Linked DNA regions of Mus musculus: region 2 is linked to region 1. A link is a loop called in an ENCODE intact Hi-C map of the cell type or tissue named here. Cell type or tissue: left cerebral cortex. All regions are shown on one strand. Each heading gives the region's core, and the rest is flanking DNA. Links, peaks and the distances in the headings are about the cores only.

The links. A loop is a pair of places that touch in the nucleus more often than their neighbours do. Peaks named below come from ENCODE experiments on the same cell type or tissue, not always from the same donor. Only the 100,000 strongest peaks of a DNase experiment are listed, where the experiment ranks them.
Region 2: it touches region 1 in a loop (14-fold over the local background); 7 of 42 quality-filtered maps call a loop at or near these places.

Annotation. Positions count from the first base shown.
Region 1 is chr4:79,046,553-79,056,680 of GRCm38, reverse strand. No RefSeq gene overlaps it. Among named protein-coding and RNA genes, the nearest start is that of A430085M09Rik, 460 kb to the right of the region's middle. In left cerebral cortex, for the core only: CTCF peaks have their summits at 3,854 (motif pointing right) and 4,726; DNase peaks (open chromatin) are centred at 4,900, 5,280, 5,824, 6,115 and 3 more places; H3K27ac peaks cover 3,105 bases.
Region 2 is chr4:77,642,393-77,652,520 of GRCm38, reverse strand. The region is part of intron 2 of Ptprd (protein tyrosine phosphatase, receptor type, D); the gene reads left to right. Among named protein-coding and RNA genes, the nearest start is that of Gm38646, 340 kb to the right of the region's middle. In left cerebral cortex, for the core only: a CTCF peak has its summit at 7,887; DNase peaks (open chromatin) are centred at 3,448, 4,284, 4,864, 7,878 and 3 more places; H3K27ac peaks cover 6,988 bases.

The sequences.
Region 1 (10,128 bases), core at 662-8,661:
ACTGTGATCCATACATTCACACACACACACACCTCAGAGAGACGGGGGGGGGGGGAGAGGGAGGGAGGGATGGGGGGGACAGACAGACAGAATGGAAATCAAAATGTCTTCTACATCAACACAAATAGTGATGAAACCTGATGCTGGTAAATGACAGAATGGTTGTCCTAAAAATAAATTATCACATTAAGAAAACACTTCAGTTATATTCCATTTTAAATTCAGAGAGATAACTCAATCACATTATATTTAATTTTTATACCACTTTCTTAGACCTATATTCATAATTAAATATTTAAAACATTCAGTGGTTTTACATACTTCAATTGGTTTTACTCCTACCTAGAAATAAGACTCACTTATTTGGTCTTACATTCATTTTATTTGAATGACTGGGTTTATCCTCAACAGCTCTATTAAATGTTTTAAAACTTATGACATGAAGTAGAGTTAAGTGTATGTTTGACTCGTGTTAGTCTATGATCATTATCATTGTTTTCTTGCTAAGAATGTTATCAGTAGCTGGCAGGATGTTTGTCTTCTCCTAATAATATAAAGGTGTCATTTTGATTTGGAAGAATATGATATAAGATCTTTGCAGACATTTATGTCAAGTGATGTGAAATTTATAATGCATATGATCACACTTTTCCACAAGAAAGAGCTCAGATTCTGAAGAAGGAAGATTCACAAATGAAAAACCAACGTGTCTTATCACTTACTGCCTTATCACTTGAAATTGAGAGACAGGAATGTAGGGAGAAATAGACAGCTTTGACACTGTTTGTGATCACATTCCTTAGACTATAACATTTCATTTTAATTGGATCAAGAATTGCTTCAATAATCCCACAGCACAGACAGAAAAGTATTAGTAATCAAGACCTTCTGTGCAATGCATTCTGTAAAACAGAACTGGGAACAATAATTGATGGGAATGTATAAAACTGTAATCTCTAAGTATGCCAGAGTATTTAGGTCACATGACAATGCTTTTCTGAAAATGATAATGCCTCATGAAAATAATATTTATGCAAGCACAAAATGTTTTCATTGCTTTTTAGAAAAGTCAACTAATTACTTTTGAAACATCTGCAAAATAAAAACTACTTTGATTTAAACTACTGATAAAGTCTATCCTCTCCATATTAATAAACTGGAATACCTGAACATCTACAAGTCATTTATGTGTTTCAAATTCCTCTGCCATGTTTAGTAATAAATATGCAATTAATTTTTCATATTGAGTGATGCCAAAACATAATCTCTCTGCAAATGAATAAGTACTACTTCTATAATGCTATATTTTCCTGTAAAGATTTTTTTCAAAGATTTACACAAAAAGTCATGTAAGCAGCTATTTCTCAAACATAACAAATGTGAGAATTTTTTAAGATCATTATCTAAATCAATGATGTCTCACACTGAAATTTTATTTTAACTAAATCTCAGGTCTGCATGCTTGAAGAGCAGCTGTTTCAACAGTTTCTGATGATCATACTGTCTGGTCATAGAGTCAGAATTTAGGTAGGAAATACACTTTCATTTCTATTATGTCCCAGCTCTACTACTAAGAATTCACAGTTAAAATGTGGATTTATTGGATCTTAACCTTGTAAGCTAGGAGCTTGATAGATGATGGTGAAGCATTGCATGGCTCTCAACACTGTAGCTGTTACACTAAGTGTCTCTGTGCCTCAGTGAATAATATTGAAGAAGGAGGTGGACAGGAAATGGCATACATATTAGGAGACAAGCTTCGGGTCAATATTTATTAGATATTTTCTTCCTTTACATTTCAAATGCTATCCCCTTTCCTAGTTTCCTCTCTGAAAGTCCCCTATACCCTTCCCCTGCCCTGCTCTCCAACCCACCCACTCCTACTTCGTGGCCCTGGTATTCCTCTGTTCTGGGACATATAATTTTAAAAATGGTTCTTCACATATTTGAATGAGCCCATAAATAAATTGATTCATAAAAATAATCTTCTTATAGTATTTCACTAAGAACTAAATGAAATTTCTCTGTAAATTCAAATTAAGATATTTTAAATGTTATTAGTCAATATAATTATACATAGACCAAATTTTTATTTCAAAACACATCAAGAAATAGTTTATGTTCATAACTTTCAATGAGTTTAAAACAGTCAATAAACCAAATAATATAAGGTAAAATATCAAGGTTATTCTTTATTTCATTGTTATGTGCTCAAGTTCCATAATTTATAAGTCCTGTCTGTTTGTTTGTTTGTTTGTTTGTTCCTATCTCTTTTTTGAGACAGGTTCTCACTATGCACCTCTATCTGACCAGGAACTCAGTATATAGATTAGGCTTGCCTTGTGTTCTTAGAGATCTGCTTGCCTCTGCCTTACTTTGATGAAATCAAAGCCATGGAATACTACTCTCTGTGTCACAATCATAACAAAATTATTTTATCCTTCAAATATAGGGTAGTATTGTATTAGTTTACCCTAGCATTTTCTTATAATATCTTAATAAGAACAAAGGAAGAAGTGAAATTCTCTGTATATTTGTCAGTGAATCATCTCTACAGAGCATCCTATTTCCCTGGGAGAAAATGCTTTTTCTAGATGACATAAACAATCATATTGCAGTTCTCTAGAACAATTATTTATATGCAAAAAAGGATCATTTTTCAGAAAATTTTTTACTTTGTCTTTTGTTACTTTTTGCATCTGAGATATGTTTTATGCAAAAAAGAAAAAAAGTGATACTGGTATAGTCTATTTGAAGAGTGGTATCCATGGTGGGTTGAGTCTAGTTAACCAACATAAGGTAAATTCCAGTGCTGTATGCTTACAATATCAGGACTTGGCTGCTACACCGGATATGGCTGTGAATTTGAAGTTAGCTTGTACTACACTGCAACACTTACCTGGACAAAAGAAAAAGAAGAAAATGAAACCCACGCAACCCAACAATGGTAAAATAAAAAACCCTGTATGTCAAAATGACATTGTTAATTTTAAACAATTGGCAATACTTTCAAGAACAAAGTGATCCAGTCAAGTTTTCTTTCCTATTGTCTTATATGTTTAGACTAATTTAATGTCATCATCTATGCTCTTCTTGAAATTCATTTCAGGCAAAGTAGAAAGTGGCTACAGTTCTACATGTTTTAGCAGATGAAGTATGTTAATTTTTTCCTTGCCACATAATCTGAAATAACTGAGACACTGTAGCATAATAAATACCTTTATTCTTAGCTATTTAGATGACCCTTGTAGTATAAGAAAAAAATATTACAAATGCAGCCTGGTTTCTGGAAATTTCTATTTGAAGGAAGAATAGAACCTATTTCTTCTTTTTTCTTCCTTTAGCGTCACAGAAGTTAAGTATAATTAGAAAGAAATGTAGACTGTATAATGAGAAATGAATCTCATGAGACAGAAATGAAAAAAAAAATATTGGTTTGCACATACTATGTGAATGAGGTCAAGAAGAGCAAGCTATCCACCAACCTGAGCTCCATAAAATAAATAAATAAATGTTTCTGTAAGAATATAAAAGAAATAAGAAGACACATATTTTTACCGCCAAGCAGGACTGCTTTTCAGAGCCTGCATCTGTTGTAAACAGACCAGACGGATATGTACAGAAATAGAAAGCTTCAGAGAAGGGGTGTGATTCACAGGCTCTGCTTTAAAAGCAGCATCAAACTTTCGTTTGCAGTAGATGGCTTGTTGAAGCAGGTGTCCTAAAGGTGCCATCCAACTGCTGAAAGTCAGCTTGTGTTTGAAAGCTTGCCAGCTTGAAGGCCATTAATTGACAAGCTGTGAACGTCCAGCATCACAGGAAAGGAAATTGTACAAAGGGTGAGTCTGAGGTTCCCCGCACCATACTCAGAGAAACAGTAGAGGGAGCTGCCAATCTTCCAAGACCAAAGTCTTGTGACATTAGCAACAGGCCTCTATAAGAATGCCATTGCACAGAAATTATTATAATGTATTTATAATTGCCATATGACAATGTATGCTAATTTTCCAAAGTACCAATTCAGAATTATGTTTTTGGAGGAAAGTTAAAAAAAGAAAAAAGAAACAAGATAACTTATTGTTTCTGAGGTTTCTTAATGGATAAAATCTGTAAGGTGGCTAAAATATGATGCTGTGGCTTTTTGCAAAGACCAATAAAGAGGGAAAAACTTCTGACAATAAACATGCCAGGCTATTTAAATTCCTTCTTGGTAAGAATTATATTTGCTTGAAATGTAGCAAAATTTCTCCTTTGCCCTTTCTACAAATGTTCCCCAGGAATAGAACAGCATTTCAAAAGTGGGTACTGGGAAATTGCAAAGAATTTGTTGCAGATTTTCCTTCATACATCAGAATAATAATTATACAACATGAGATATATTTATCCCATACCAACCTCCATACCAACTGTGACTTCAGATGTATGTAGATTGCCTCCCTTTAATTCGCTGCTAATTGTCCCAGGTGATCCTTTTGAAAACACAACAGAACAGTAAACTATACAACAGAAGAAACATGGCTATCCTAAGTTGTAAGACAGCTTCATAATAATTCAAAATACGTTATGAGAAAAGGTCATCTGTTTGTTACACAGCAACTGAATACACTGCCTTGACATAAAAGAGTGTCTGTGTCTATTGCATTTGCTGAAGAGAACCTATCCTGGTAGACAGAGGCAGAGTTGCTCTGATTTCTATGCTGTGCACAGGTCTAATTTTGACAACCCTACTGGCAGACAAAAGGAACTGGGAAAATGATTGTTCCTCCTTCCAACTACCAGTACCTGATTTTCCTTCAAAATAATTTTCTGCTTTTAACAGAATAAAATAAGGCATGGTACAAGTATACAATTATTGGCATTTATACTTACATGTATAAAAGGGAATGCTAAATAATTTGCTTCTAAAATATTCTGGTTTTAACCCATTTACATAAAAGAGGCAGTTGCCACCCTCTGCTAGTGAGGGAGATATTTCTGTAGCACTTGACTTGAAGATGCTGTTATATTTAGACATATATTCTTAATTCAAAGATACCAACCTAAATCTTTTAAACATCACATTATTTCCAGAATTAATATATTAATATGAGCATTTGCAAAACTGAAACACTATTGTTTTCTTTATCAATTTGTATTACTCTTTATTCATTCTCTCTCTCCACGTTTTCTCTCTCCCCACCATGTGTGTGTGTCTGTGTGTGTCTGTGCCTGTGTCTTTCTGTGTGTCTCTCTGTGTGTGTGTATGTGTGTGTTTGTGTGTGCCATTGCGTGCACATGTATGCCACAGAATATCTGTTAAGATCAGAGGACAAAGTCAATACTTTCTTTCCACCATTTTTCTAGGGATTAAACTCAGGCCAAAAGCCTTGTCAGCAGATGACTTCTGTCTGAGCCATCTCACCAAGGTTAAGCAGATTTAATCTGTGATATCTTTAGGATCAGAGAATTACATTAAAACATAAAGTTAATTTAGTTTTAAGAAAGTATGAATAACCCATTGTAGAGGATATTTTTGGCTGTATGTTTTGAGATACAACATTGTATTGGATTGGAGAAGTGCTAGAGGCAGTGCTGATGGCATCAATCTCTACTTAGTTTCCACTAACAGCACCCCTTTAAAAAATACTGATTTACATTTCAAGTGTTGTCCCCCTTCTTGGTCCTTCTTCCACCACATCCTCCCTCTCCTCCTCCTATAGGAAAGCGCCCCTCCCACCCATCCACCCACCCTTAACACCTTACCTCTTTGGCATTCTTGTTCTCTGGGGCATCAAGACTCCACAGGAACATCCCCTTCTACTAAGGCCAGATGAGGCAGCCCTCTGTTATATATGTATTGGAGAGTATGTAATCTTTGGTTGGTGGCTCAGTTCCTAGGAGTTCTGAGAGTTCCAATTAGTTGTTAGTTGTTCTTCCTACGTGGTTGCAATCCCCTTCATCTTAGTCAGTCCTCACATTCAGTCCAATGGTTAGCTTCAGTATTTGAATCTGCCTCACTAAGGTGCAGACAGAGCCTCTCAGAGGACAGTCATGTCACTCTCCTGTCTATAAGCACATCATAGCATCAGTAATAGTGGCAGGTCTTGATGTCCCTTCATGAAATTGATCCCAAGGTGGGGAGGTCTCTGGGTGGCCTTTCCTTCTGTTTCTGCTCCATATTTTTTACCTTAATTTCCTTTAGATAGGAACAATTCTGGGTTAAAAATTTTGTGAGGGGTGGCCCCATCATTCAACTGGGGATCAATCTATATACTGGAGGTAGTCTCTGCAAGTTCAATCTCCATGCTATTAGAGATTTAAGCTAATGTCATCTCCTTTGAGTCCCAGGAGCCTTCCACATCCCTGGGACTTTCTAATGGTTCTCCCTCTTTCCTAGTCCACACTGCTGTATGACTCTTTTCATTCTCCTGACACTCTGGGCTTCTTTCCTTTTCCCACTATACTTGATCCTGCCCCCCCCCCATTTTTCTCCTCCTCCCCTATCCAACCCAGATTCCTCTCTCACTCTGGCTCATGTAATTATTTTGTTCCCACATCTAAGAGGAATTGAAATATCCACACTTTGGCCTTCCTTTTTGTTAAGCTTCATAAGATTTGTGACTGTGCTATGGTTATAATGAATTTTTCGCCTAATATCCACTTATCAGTGAGTACATAGTTTTATATCCTTTTAGGTCTGAATTACCCCACCTATGATGATATTTTCTATTTATTTGCCTGCAAAATTCCTGATGTCCTCATCTTTAAATGCTGAGTAGTATTCCATTGTGTAAATGTACCATGTTTTCTGTATTCATTCTTCCAATGAGGGACATATGTGTGGTTTCTAGCTTCTAACTGCAATAAATAAGGATGCTATGAGCATTGTGAATCATGTGTTCTTATGCAATGTTGGGGCATCTTTTGGGATATGCCAGGAGTGGTATTGCTGGGTCTTTAGGTAAAATGATTTCCAATTTTCTGAGGAACCGCCAGATTGATTTCCAAAGTGGTTGTGCCAGCTTGCAATCCCACTAGCAGCGGAGGAATGTTCCTCTTTCTCCACATCCTCTCCAGTATCTGCTCTCGCCTTTGTTTTTGATCTTAGCCATTCTTAATGCTATGAAGTAGAATCTCAGGATTGGTTGGATTTGCATTTCTCTGATGATTAAGGATGTTGAACATTTCTTTAGGAGCACCCTTTCTTAGTCATAAATACTATTCAGATTTCTGTGATATGAGCAAAATGACAGAAAATTAACTTGAATTGATACAGGGCTTAGTTTTGCTTGTAACTGGTGACCTTCCAGCCGAAAATTGTGGACTCTTGCTGTAACTCTCTGTTGGTCATGATAGAAGGCAATTTCTGGCAGTACATGGTGAAGAAGCATATCCTTTATAACCTAGGATGAAGGGAGAAATAGGAAGACACAAAGTTTCATCAATGCCTTCAAAATTTTACAACTAGGACTCTCAACAGGTCCCAGAAGGCCTTAACTCCTAAAAGTTTTATCACTTGCCTAGAGCCTCATTTGATTGTAAAACCTTTAGCTGGGCTTTATGCAACACTTGTCCATAGTAGAGCACCATGGGGCATTTTTCTTTCTCATCCAGATCAATTACTTTTCTGGTTCTTCCAGCTAGTTTGGCTGGTCTCTCTCTTTCTCTCTTCTGACCAGATCATTAGGATCATTGAAACTTCTTGGTAGCTCAGCCTATATGATGGTACCTATCAATAGGACTAACTGTTTATAGGTCTTTGGAAAGAAGAGATTAATGAATCTATTTACTGTTAGGGAATTTGAAAAGCTACTGAGTTCCTTATTTCTTAAGTTTTAACATACTTACTTGAATAATGAAATCTTTATCAGAGATAATATTGATAAACAACTTTATATTTATTTGAGCTTTTTGAATGTGAAGTTAAATCACTTTTTCTTGAATTGTTTTCATATTCTTCTCACCAGCTGAAAGAATTAAAAATGTGCCTAACAAAATGAGTAAGTTTGACTTTGGTAAATGAAATTGTATTTAAGAATTATATTTGAGCCACCATGTGGTTATCGGGATTTGAACTCAGGACCTTTGGAAGAGCAGTCAGTGCTCTTAACCGCTGAGCCATCTCTATATGTGTATGTGTATATACATATGTATATAAATATTTACATATATATATTTGTGTGTATGTTTAGCATATATATATATATATATATATATATATATATATATATATATATACACACACACACACACACACATATATATCACAGGTGTTAGAAAATACATGACAAAACAACACATTTTGTTGTTATATAGAATTTAGTCCACCTCAGCCTCATTTATTATCTTGTATAGTTGTGATGATGAAGCCTATTGTAGTGGGGAGGTTTTGTAGTAGATGCTAGTGGCATTAGTAAGACAATACTGAAATGATCAAGTAAATCTGAGATATAATCTTAAAAGTTAAACCATTAACATTTTAGTACTTATCCCTAGTCCTCCAACTATTCAATTTTCCAGAATCTTCTCAGATTATACTGTTACCTGAACACCATGTCTCATTACGCTACAGGACTGTGTCATTACTTAATCCATTCATTCTGTACCTAGCTAACAATTGATAACAGTCATCTCCAAGGTTCATTGAGTATATCTCAAATTGTCCTTCAGTCTTAAAAGCTCTTTCCCTGAATCTGTTAAATCCTTGAGATGGCTTCAAGGGATTTTTCCTTCTGTTCTGATGATTTGTATGTGATTTCATTTCAATCACACATTAAAATATAAAACATAAATAAACATGTCTTCTCCAGTAATGAAGCATTCTCGAGTAAAGATTATATGTTCACCAAAATTCCCTGAATGAATGAGTAAAATATGCCAAAGGAACATATTCTTTTTTCCCTAATGGCTATAAGGCTAACTAAATTGAGGTTTAAAATGATTTTTTAATGGCAATGAGATGATTGAAGTAGAAAACAATTATCTCCCCATCCTCAATTCATAGCACTAAATGTGAGGATGGCACAGTCATCTTGAATATGATTATGATGGATTATTATAGAAACAATATGATTGGCTCCCATTCCCACAAGTTACTTATGGGAATTGACATAAAAATATTGTGTTTAATGCATAACAATTTTATACCACAATTGCCCCAAATACTGACACAGAATGTTTTCTTTGTCTAATCCCATGGGTCATCTTACAATAATTACTTTTAGTCCTCTAAAATAAAAACCTGTACATTATTTTATGAAAGTTTTACTATTCTTACTACTCCTAAACTCTTTCCGTTCTTTATCTTTATGAAAGGTACATTCTTTCAAATAGTGACATTCATTTCTTCTAATTATTGAGAATAGAATAAATTTACATTTCTTATATAACCAAGTTCTGTTAATAATGCATAAGAAACACCTCATTTAGAGAACACTGAAAATTTGAATTAGAAACCCTGTAGATCAAAACACCATCTATGCGGTGAGAGCAGAAGTGTAATTGCTTTTGGGGATTATGTATAAGTTTGACTTGCTGCTACAGAAATAAATAATCGATTTCAGGAGGAACAGCTTCACCTTTTTGTCACTGCTGTACAGGTTTGCAATGTCGTTCGAGTCTGTGCAACACTGGTCTTATGGGCCTTCTGTCTGTAAAGAGGTTATACATCATACTTAGTGTGCTGCAGAAGAGGCACTGGGTGGAAAAATAAACCTATTCAGCTCATAGCCAGGTGGTCTCTGAGAGGTTAGGCGACCATAGTCTTCATAATGGGTGCATATCCAAGAACCAAGAACTTTCTACTAGACTTTGCCTCTCAAAGTTTCCACTCTTTCCAGTAGTTTTCAGTACTTGCATCTAACAGTTGTTAATCTAGTAATGAAATGAGTCAGGTGTAGTTTCAATAATAAACAAATGGTGGCTAATTCATTTCCTTCTGGTAGAAGTAACACATAATTTTGTGGTGAAAGGTCACATTCATTGTATTGCTGACTTTACCATGAAGTAGTCTGTTTAGTAAAGTCCTTCAGCAAAAGACAAGCATGTTTTCTTTTCTGGTAATCAAGCTTTCCATATTTCTGTTACAGTAGCAGTGCCCTAATAGACTTTTAGGTTTTCCAAGAAAGATAGAGATAACTTCCACTGCAA
Region 2 (10,128 bases), core at 759-8,758, 1.4 Mb after region 1:
GGAGTAGGCTGTACCTGAGAAGTTCAAAGTTTAATTCAGGAAGAAAGAGTAATGAAAATAAAAGATGCACTCCATTTCTTTCTTTCTAATACATAAACACTAGAACATGGACACATTGTTATTAAATGTGTTTTACACTATGGAAGATCTTCCACAAGCATTTACATGTAGTAGAACTATCTAGGCAGTCTGAGATCTCTTTAAAAGCTCTGGGTATGGCCTCTAAATAAATCTTACTTCTAACTTGTCCTCCACCTTGATCTCTAAGTTTGCTTAGCAGGTGTCAAACTTTCTATTAAGACAATAGTCAGATCAGTTCCCAACCTTCAGATTGTATGTGCGTCTTTCTAAGGTAAAAGAATAAAGGCAATGCAGTCCTAAATATTCATTAAGAATATCCCTCCATTGCTGTCCTTTAGGAGTGGGTTTGCTTAGAGGTCCATGCTTATCTAAAGTCTGAGCTAAACTACATTATCCCCATCCTGGTCTGACCTCCTACAGTTCCTCATCCCATTCCTCCTCCCTCACCTACAAGAGAATATCCCCACCCCCAAATCCTCCACCCCACCCCACCACACCCCACCTTACCAGGCCTCCCCACTCCCTGGGGCCTCAAGTCTTTCAAAGGTGAAGCCCCTGTGTTTTAAGAGAGTCTGAGACACTGCTGAGTGAATTCAATAATAAGTCACATGACCCTAAATAATCTGTTTGCATAAGAGCGTAACTAATTGCCTGTATATGTTTCATACACAGGTAAGATGTGACTAATTAAATCCCTTTTGGAGACATTCAGTAGAGAAGGACACTTTGGGGTCAATATTCTGTACTTCTGGACTTCTCTGAATGACTAAGACTCTTGGAAAGACACAAGTATTTCTGGATGTGAACACACTTTAAAGATAGATAATACCTTTTGTTCCTTCAATTCTGTTCAGAACCTGTATTGATTTCATAATGCATCTAGTTGTTCTAATTGTGTTTAAAAATTACTGATTAATATGTTTATAAATATTAAAACACCAGGAAATACTAACAGAAAGGATTGGTTTATAATCTTTTAAAAATAAAATGAAAAGATTAAGAATAAGAAGTTTTGGGTCATTGAGCTCTCTCCAGAATGTGATGAAAGAGATTATCTTACAAAGCAGCTTCATTTCCTTTAATATTTCTGTGCCTAAACTTTTCAGCTAGTCAGATTCTCTAATATATCTACATTTAGTCAATAATAATTCAATAAGAACTTATCCATGTTAATGTGAACTACACATAAACAAGCATACATAGGTCAGTTCTATTATATTATTGTGTACATCAGGCATTTATAATAATAAAAAGTCTTTGGAGTGAGTTAGCCAGTTGAGCCAAGTCTATGAAACTGGTAGTCTCTCCATGCCCATAATCTGAGAAGTGAATGAGAGCAATGGCTATAGGAACACATTTCTTAAATTTCTTGTCTACATTTGTGACTTGATAGGTCTTTCACTTAAAACCAGTTAATTCAGGTCACTAAGTCTCACAGTTCTCATCCACATGCCAAAGTAAAATAGCATCAACTTCATTAGAGCATGCATGGGAAGACAAGCTTAGGGGAAAGCTTTGGAAAAACTAAGACATTATCAAGTATATAATTAATAATTAATATGTGCACATCTGTAAATGTCAACTTTAGTCCATCAGTAGAAGCATTTTAATGTAGCTAGAGTGAAAGAATGCTTCAACAGAACAGAGAAAAAGGCAAGTATCCCAGAACATAATGCTGGAACCATGGATTCGCTGACTTAAAAACTAAACATCTGTCTTGCACTGGGAGTGAAAACTCCAAGATCATCCAGGCACCATTTAGGTTCTGGAAATGACACAACTCCTTACTGTACCTCACATGGCAGTAAACAGAAGTCCAAGCCTCTCTTCTATTCTTGTATGGATATTAATGCCATCATGCTAACATAACCCTCATGATTTCCTCTAAACATCATCACTTTTTATAATTCTACCATAAGTAACACTGCATGTTATGGATCCAGAGTGTGAAATCAAAGGACTGCACCGTTGTCTAGAAATCATGCGTTTTTTGTCATTTCGGTGTGTGTGTGGGGGGGGGGCGGTAAGTGTGCATGTGTATGTGACTCATGGCCTTTACACAAATTGCAGAATTCAACAAATTATACAAATTATTAAGAAACCAAGTACATTCTTCATGGTACTTGCAGAATATCTCGTGTGTCATCTAGTATATCACAAATGCTAAATGTATACCTCCTAGATGAAGTGCTATGTGGACAGAAGGAGAGGGGGAATGAAGAGGGAGCATAGGTAGTCAGTTAGTAGTCTTTAAAGGAAGGGAGAATTGAGGTGGAAAGTAGGAGTTGGTGGTATTCCATTGGGAAGAGCAGACTTTGGGAGAGAAACATCTGTTCTTGGGCCTGGATCTTTTTAACTTAGTCTTTGTACCTATATATTTAGAAGTAGGTAATAACTACCCTGTCTTGAAGACTAAATCATGTAATTTATAAAAGATGCCTAATTTCATACCTGGAATATAATCAGTTCTCCATGGATGTCAGCAACAGCTTTTTTTTTTTCCATACCCTGGCCTGATTTTACCTTTAAATGCAGAATTGTAATGTTTTTTAAGTTACAGTGGAACAGATGATTCGAAGGTGGAGAATGACATAGTTCCAACTCCTAGCACACACATCTCCCTCCTGCGCTGCTGCTTTGTGGAGCTCACCACTGAGCAGATGCCTTTTTTTAACCTTGCTGTTTGAATGAGCTCATCTTTTGAGAAAGTTTCCTTCTTACATTCCTCCACCATACTGCCAGTCTCCATCCCAAGAGGATCACAGACTGCAGTGCAAACCCATCTGAGTGTGATTGTGCTGTGCACCTCACACTAATTAGTAAGATAAAATGTCGGTCGTCATAGTACATCATTTTAATATACGAGTTTTTATAATTATGATATATTTGTGCTTCTTATGAGTTTTAAAACCTGTTTAAAGAATACCTAAGTTAATAAGAATGCATTAGGGAGGTCAACATGTTTACTGAGGAAACATCCAAACACTGGATATTCCTCACATGAGGAAGTTCCCTTTGACACATGAAGAGGATGTTTCATGTACCAATGATGTTTGTTGGGAAAATAAGTTACACTATGACTAACAACTGTAGAGGATGTATTACTGGCTGTAAGAGATCTCACATGGGGAAAGGCTGGGTTCTGGTTACCAGTTTTAATACTTTCAAGGAAGTAATAGAGAACAATCATTGCCAAATTATATCCAAGAATCTCTCAACAAAACACACTTCTGTGGAAATTCCTCTCTTGTTCTTCCCTATCATAGCAAATGAACTCATTGCTTAAAAATAACAATGATTTCATTCCACGCTTATAGAAAGTAGTGTGTGAGGTACACAGAACACAGTGACATCTGAGTTTTTTCTGTGTTATGTGGGTGTTAAATCTGCTGTGAGAACATAGCAACTTTTTAAAAATTATTATGCCTGAGGTACACGTGTCTTGGCAAGGAGTAGTATATATTTCACATGGACTTAGGAAGCTTTAATAATTATGAAAAAGAAGCATTGCCTGAACATTTCTTTTACACAGAGTTTAAATACAAAATTAGTATTTTACTTTCTGTGATTTTCTAATTAAGGCCTATATAGAGTATCTTTCTTCCGTATTTCACTATTTGTGGAGCCCCAAAGCTTTAGCTTCGCTACTATGGAAGCTTTAATATCATTAAAATGAAAGGCACAACAAAATTCTGTCAAGAATATACAGTAAGAGGCTTCTTTGGTGTTAATTTATTTTGTTGTGTTTTCTTACATCACCATTCTATTATTTCCTTATTTAGAACATTAGTTACTAGAACATTTGCTTCTTGCTTGGTTTACTGTATAATGACACTTAGATTTTATAGTATGATGGCACCGTGTTTTTTTTTTTTCCTTCAGATCATATGGATCTTTAATGTTCCCAAACTTTCCAGTGTTCTCAGATGTGGCATAATTTGCTTCTCTTCCAACCTTTACCCTCCTTCAGAGGGCACCAGCTCATGCTACAATCTTCTCAAACTTTCTCTGGGCCTTTGCAAGAGATACATTTCTTAAGATATAATGGGTCAATTCCTTGCAGTTATAGTATATTAAAAAAGCCAATAAGCACAGAAGATGTGTTGTCATGGGGGCTACAATCTAACTGTGTTAGTGCCAAAAGAAAGGACTGCCTTTGAGAAAAGTCATGCACAAGCAGATGAAGCGTGACTAACTGCTTCACTCCAGAGGGATCCTTAAGTGTAAATATTGTGCCACTTTAAGTAAATACACAGGCTTGCTGTAAAAGCCCCCGCCCTAAAGTATGAAGTTGTTGCTAGAGTGTTTACAAGTAGCAATACTAGACATATTCACACATACACACACACACACACACACACACACACACACACACACACACACACACACACCAGAGGGGAGAGAGAGGGGGGGAGGGATAAAGAGACTTTATATAAAATCTACCGTACATGATGTAGGTTCTCCCCACCTTATTAATAGTATCTTGGGGATCTCTCTAGAGCTACAGACTTACTGTGAAAACACAGAGTGGCCCCAGAACACTGTAAAGTTGCTAGTTCTTCACTTTAAAATGTTTTTCTTATAAAAATGTTAGCATTGACCCTGAAGTTTCTGCAGCATTACGTCATCTGGCATATTACAAAAGGGAAGAGCCCGACTAAATGTGGAAAGCAGAGCAGATGCGAAGCATGCGCTGAGCTCCCATGTAGGGCAGCAACTTTGCTTTTGTCATTCCTCTTCCCCCAGGGAAGCAGTCTTCTTTTAATCCAGTTCAGACTGTTCTAAGGCAGCAACTATTTCTGAAAGTGTTGAACATGCAGAGCCAAACTTTCTAAGTATGGGGTACAGGAGGCAGGAAAAACATGATGTATTCTTAAAACCCAGGAAAAAGGAGGAGGCCATACTAGGTGATTGCACAGAGGCCTCCCAGGCCTCTGTTCCATGGTGCTCCCCACACACCTGGGGGAGTAGTGTGATGTGACTCTGTGCTTGCCAATGACATCACCACTTTCTCTACAGATCTTTACTTTTCTTATGTCTACCATGCTACTTTTATATGTTCTTCAAACTTGTTCTCAGACTTGTTCTTGCGTATGCTGTCCATGGTCAGAGCCCACAGCTGCCCTTTAAACTCATGGAACATCTCTGTGATCACTCAAAACTATCCCAGCTGATCATCTCTCCATCAAATTGCTGGTTCTTTGTTGTTCTTTACTTATATTGATTCCCATTAAAAATCAGGTTGAAGAGGTTTCCTTTAATGTAATCTGTTGGCCTTTAAGTGAAAGGAACTCTTGGAAACAGAACTTACTTGCAGGAGATGTGACAATTAATGTAGGCTCTTTTGCCCCTAAGTACAAAGATCTGAGGTATAAGAGAGTTGCATACATGAAATGAAGATTTTCAGAAACTCCTTCCTTGCCAATATAAATTTTGATGGTCTAATTCCTGCCCTCCTATTGAAAATTTTTTCCACATGCTTTCAGTGATATTTAATGGTGAGGATTAATGAAGAAGATGATGCATATCAGTTGGGAACCAATACTAGACTTGACCTATGAAATTAAAATGGAAACAAAGCAGAATCAATGAAGAGACAAGCAAGAATAAAGGTGGACCAAGTGCATCTTGCCTAAAGAGAAGGCTGGACCCACAGGTCAAGGTGGCATGAGAAGATAGCCGAAACATCTTTATATCTAATGTTGCTAACTAGCAAGGAGCAGAACACTGACTCGACCTGTCAGAGACTGCAGGATCAAGAGTTCTTTTTGGCTAGGAGCATGAAAATTGTAAGAGCATAAGAAGAAAGACCAGAAATTCAAAATAAACAGCTCAAAGAACAAGAGGGCTGAGGCTAAAAGGAATGTAAAACAAAGGTCAAAAGCCAGAACACAGCAACTTAGTAGAAAATACAGTCGAAAAAAATATATATGTCAATGGTCTCCCTCACAGGAAAGCTTTTATGTTCTTTGTATCAACGAATAGAAGGCGAGATTTAAGTGTAGAGATAATACACAGCTTGCAGGCAGCTAATGCTTCACTTGGAAACTGGGAACTCTACCTGACTGTGATGGGAACCATCCGAAATGAAGATAGGTTGGCAGTTCTGCTGAGAAAGCATGCAGTTATTAGGATATGGGGTGGTGGTAAAGAGATAACATTTCCGTGCTAGACATTGCCACTGTCTTAGTTCATGTGACCTTGCTTTTAATAATTACGAGCTCAGGAGGAATCTGGTGAAGGTGGTGGGCTGTGGTTAAGTAAAGAGAACAGAATTGCCTGTGGGCACTCAGATGTTATATCTGGCTCTCAGAACCAAATAAACAGGTTAATGATGTGGGAATGTAACTAAGTTCCCCAATGCAATCCTCTGTACTTACAGCACAGTGACTTACACAGGGGTGTCCCTCCATTTTGTTCTCATCTGCAGACACTGTAATTGCTTCCTTAGCTAGCCACACTCAATTTTTAGTTTATAGTCAACAAATACTCAGCCTTTATTCGTGCTAGTTCATAAGGAACATTTTTATAATAAGCAGAGCAAAGGGTATTTGAGTAGTAACATATCTAGGGACAATAGTATCCCATGGCACTTAAAATTAAATTATAAATTTTGTTTTCTGTCTATATTATAGTTTAGATATCTACAGTTGTTGCTGGGATGTGTTAAAAAAAAAAGGCTATATGGTAGGTGAAGTGGGATCTTAAGATTTACATGTTTTCTAGGATATCCATTTAAAATAAAGAAGACTTAACTTGCCTTCAGCATAAGCACTACCCAGAATAACATCATCTTCTTGATGGTCTTCCTAATTGAGCAGGGAGTACGGGCTGCTCCCTAAATGCAATTGCCACAATATCATTTCTGATAAATGGTGCATATTTGATTACATTTATTTTTTCTCTTACACAATTGAAAATAAGTAAGGGGCACACTATTAAACATATTTCTGAGAAAAAACAAAAAAGCATTCTGAGGAATTTTTGCTTCACACTTACAGGTCTCCATTTTAATCTTCAGATTCATGCAATTAATAAAGTCATTTTAAAATAATCAGAAACTTTGCATATTTTCCAAATCCTATTTTTTTTTTTTTTGATGCTGGAGCTGTAACAACATTTTCTTATGTTCCTTGTTGAAATCTAACAAACTTGACTACTGTAATAACTTAAATTGCAAGGGGACATGTAGGCACATGCAAGCAGACATGCAGCATGTGCCTACATGTCCAGGACTGGGGAGGAACTGGAGACAGAAGGAATCAAACTTTGATGAAAAAAGGTGATTTTAACGTCAGCCTGAGCTAGATAGAGAGACTAAAAACTAACAAAAAGAAGTCTAAAATATTAAAATATAATTCATTATAACAGAAAACTTAAAAACAAAAATTCTAATGCAAAAGACTGAGAATCTATTACATTAAATAAAAGCATAAACATCATAAATATGGGCTTTAGCATCCGGCTCATTAGTGCCAAGTGTAAACTTGTTATCTAAGGATTAGCAAACAATCCAGCTACTAAGGACTTTTATGCAACATTCACAATTTAGGTTATTTGGCAACAAAATATCATATTGTGGGAAGGATCTATTCACTAGTACTGAAATGCTGTTTTCTTGCACTTAGAAAGAAAAAGGTACAATTGGCAGAGTCACATTTCCTCAATCTCACTTAGCAAACCTCATAAAATAGAAACATAAACAAAATATATAATGCACTTGTAATTCTTAACCCAGTAAATGAAATAAGTTTCTTTTAGAAATAATGTACAGTACATGAGCATTTCTTGAACAACAGCACAGACTATTGGCCACTGGTTTGCAGCAACTGTTGGATATGTTCTGTGTTGTCTAAGGTAATCTAGAAATTACATTAAATAAGTCACATATTTAAGTGGTAATTTTGGCAATCTCATTCCATTAATAAATTTAATAGTAATTAACCAAGCCACTTATCAATTGTATTTGCCCATTTTCCAAGCTTCTAAGAAGTCATTTTAAAAATTATTAGTGAAAAAATACTTCAGCCAAGAACTGAAGGATGTCCTGAGATGGGCATCCTGTGCATCTGTATTGTTGCTTTTAACATTACGCTGATTCTAATCCCCAGCAGGCACTTATTTTCTCTGTTAGTTATCACACAGAAAAGCTGAGATAATACTATGACTATATTTTGTGAATGCCAGCTGACTTTTCTAAGACTATGTATATAAATTCACTTTATGACTATCCACTAATATTTAAATGTTAGATGTCTTATTCTTTTTCTTTGAGTCAGCACAACTGTTTAATCTTATCTTCATAACACTATTATTCAATTTTTTTCAGTCCAGTCATTATCCTTGTCAAGCCTCTTACTGTTCCTCATTCCATACCTCTACCACTGTCTCTATCTAACAGGATGTTCCTACCCCACACACACCAAACCTCCCCCCTCCCTGGGACTCGTGTCTTTCTAGGATTAGGTGCCTCTTCTCTCACAGACAGTCCTCTACTGTATATGGTTTGGGAGCCTCATATCAGCTAGTATATGCTGTCTGGTTGGCGCCTCCGTGTCTGAGAGCTCTCAGGGGTACAGGTTAGTTGAGACTGCTGGTCTTCCTATGGGGTCACCCTCCTCCTCAGTTTCTTCCAGCTTTCCCCTATTTCAACCACAGGGGTCAAAAGCTTCTCTCCATTGGTTGGCTGTAAGTATCTGCATCTGACTTTTTCAGCTACTTGTTGGGCCTCTCAGAGGGCAGCCACGCTAGGATCCTGTTTGTAACCACAAAATAGCATCAGTAATATTGCCAGGCTTTGGTGCCTCCCATTGTGATGGATCCCAGTTTGGGCCACTCATCGGACTTCCTTTCCCTCAAGCTCTTCTCCATTTTTGTCCCTGTTCTTTTAGACAGGAACAATCTGTATCAGAGTTTTTAACTGTGTGATGGCAATACCATCCCTCCACTTGATGCCATATCTTTCTACCGGTGGCAGACTCTATCAGTTACCTTTCCCCAGTGTAGGGCATTTCATCCAAGGTCCCTTCCTTCGAGTACTGAGAGTCTTTCACCTCCCAGGTCTCTTCTACATTGTATAGGGTCCCCCCACCTCCTACCTCTGGTAGTTCCCTGTTTCCATTCTTTCTGCTGCCCTCAAGGCTTTAGTACTGTCTCCCTCCACAACACCTGATCATGTTCCTATTTTCCCCTCCCTGTCCTGTCTCCTACACAAGTCCCTCCCTCTGCCCCCTGTCATTGTTTTCTTTTCCCTCCCAAGTGGGATTAAGGTATCCTCAGTTATGCTCTAGATTCAATATAAACAATTTAAGCAGTAATTTCATATTACTTACTTAATTACTTATTAAATTATTTAGTTTGAGGAAATTTTCATAATATGATTTCTATATTCTAATTTTTATTATTTATTTATATATAAATATTTCACTATATATCCTCCTTATTACTCAAACATTACATATCATGTTATGAAGACTTTCTTAGATATATATTTTTTTGTTCTAGCACACACAATTCTGCTCTGTTAGGGCTGTCTTAATGGTCAAAAGGTATACTTCTACTAACTTTCCCTTCATTTCTGGGGCTAACTATCTCACTTTCATCTTAAGTGTTCTCTGAAGAGACATCAGTGTTTGTAAAAGGAAAAGAAAAAGAAAGAAAAGGATCGGATACTTTGTTTCTGTTTCACAAATTATAAAATATAACAAGTAATCGAAACAGAAAATATAATGGAAATCACCACTGCCCTTTCTTGTGATCAAAATGCAGCTATTTATTGCCAATGCATGCATGTGGATCAGACCAGAATGAAGAAAGATGGTTCTTCAGTGGTGTCTCCAATCTTACTTAAGATTCCTCCCGAAGGCCCTCATTCCATCTTATCTGGTCTCCTTACCATTTGTGGCTATCCAAATAAATCACACCATCACATTTTTATTGTGTGATAACATAAGACATTATGAATCGCAAATCTCATGTCTTAGAAATTTAATTTCAGTTATGCAGGAACACTTTGAAAACAGAATGATTGTGTGTGGGTTCCTCATA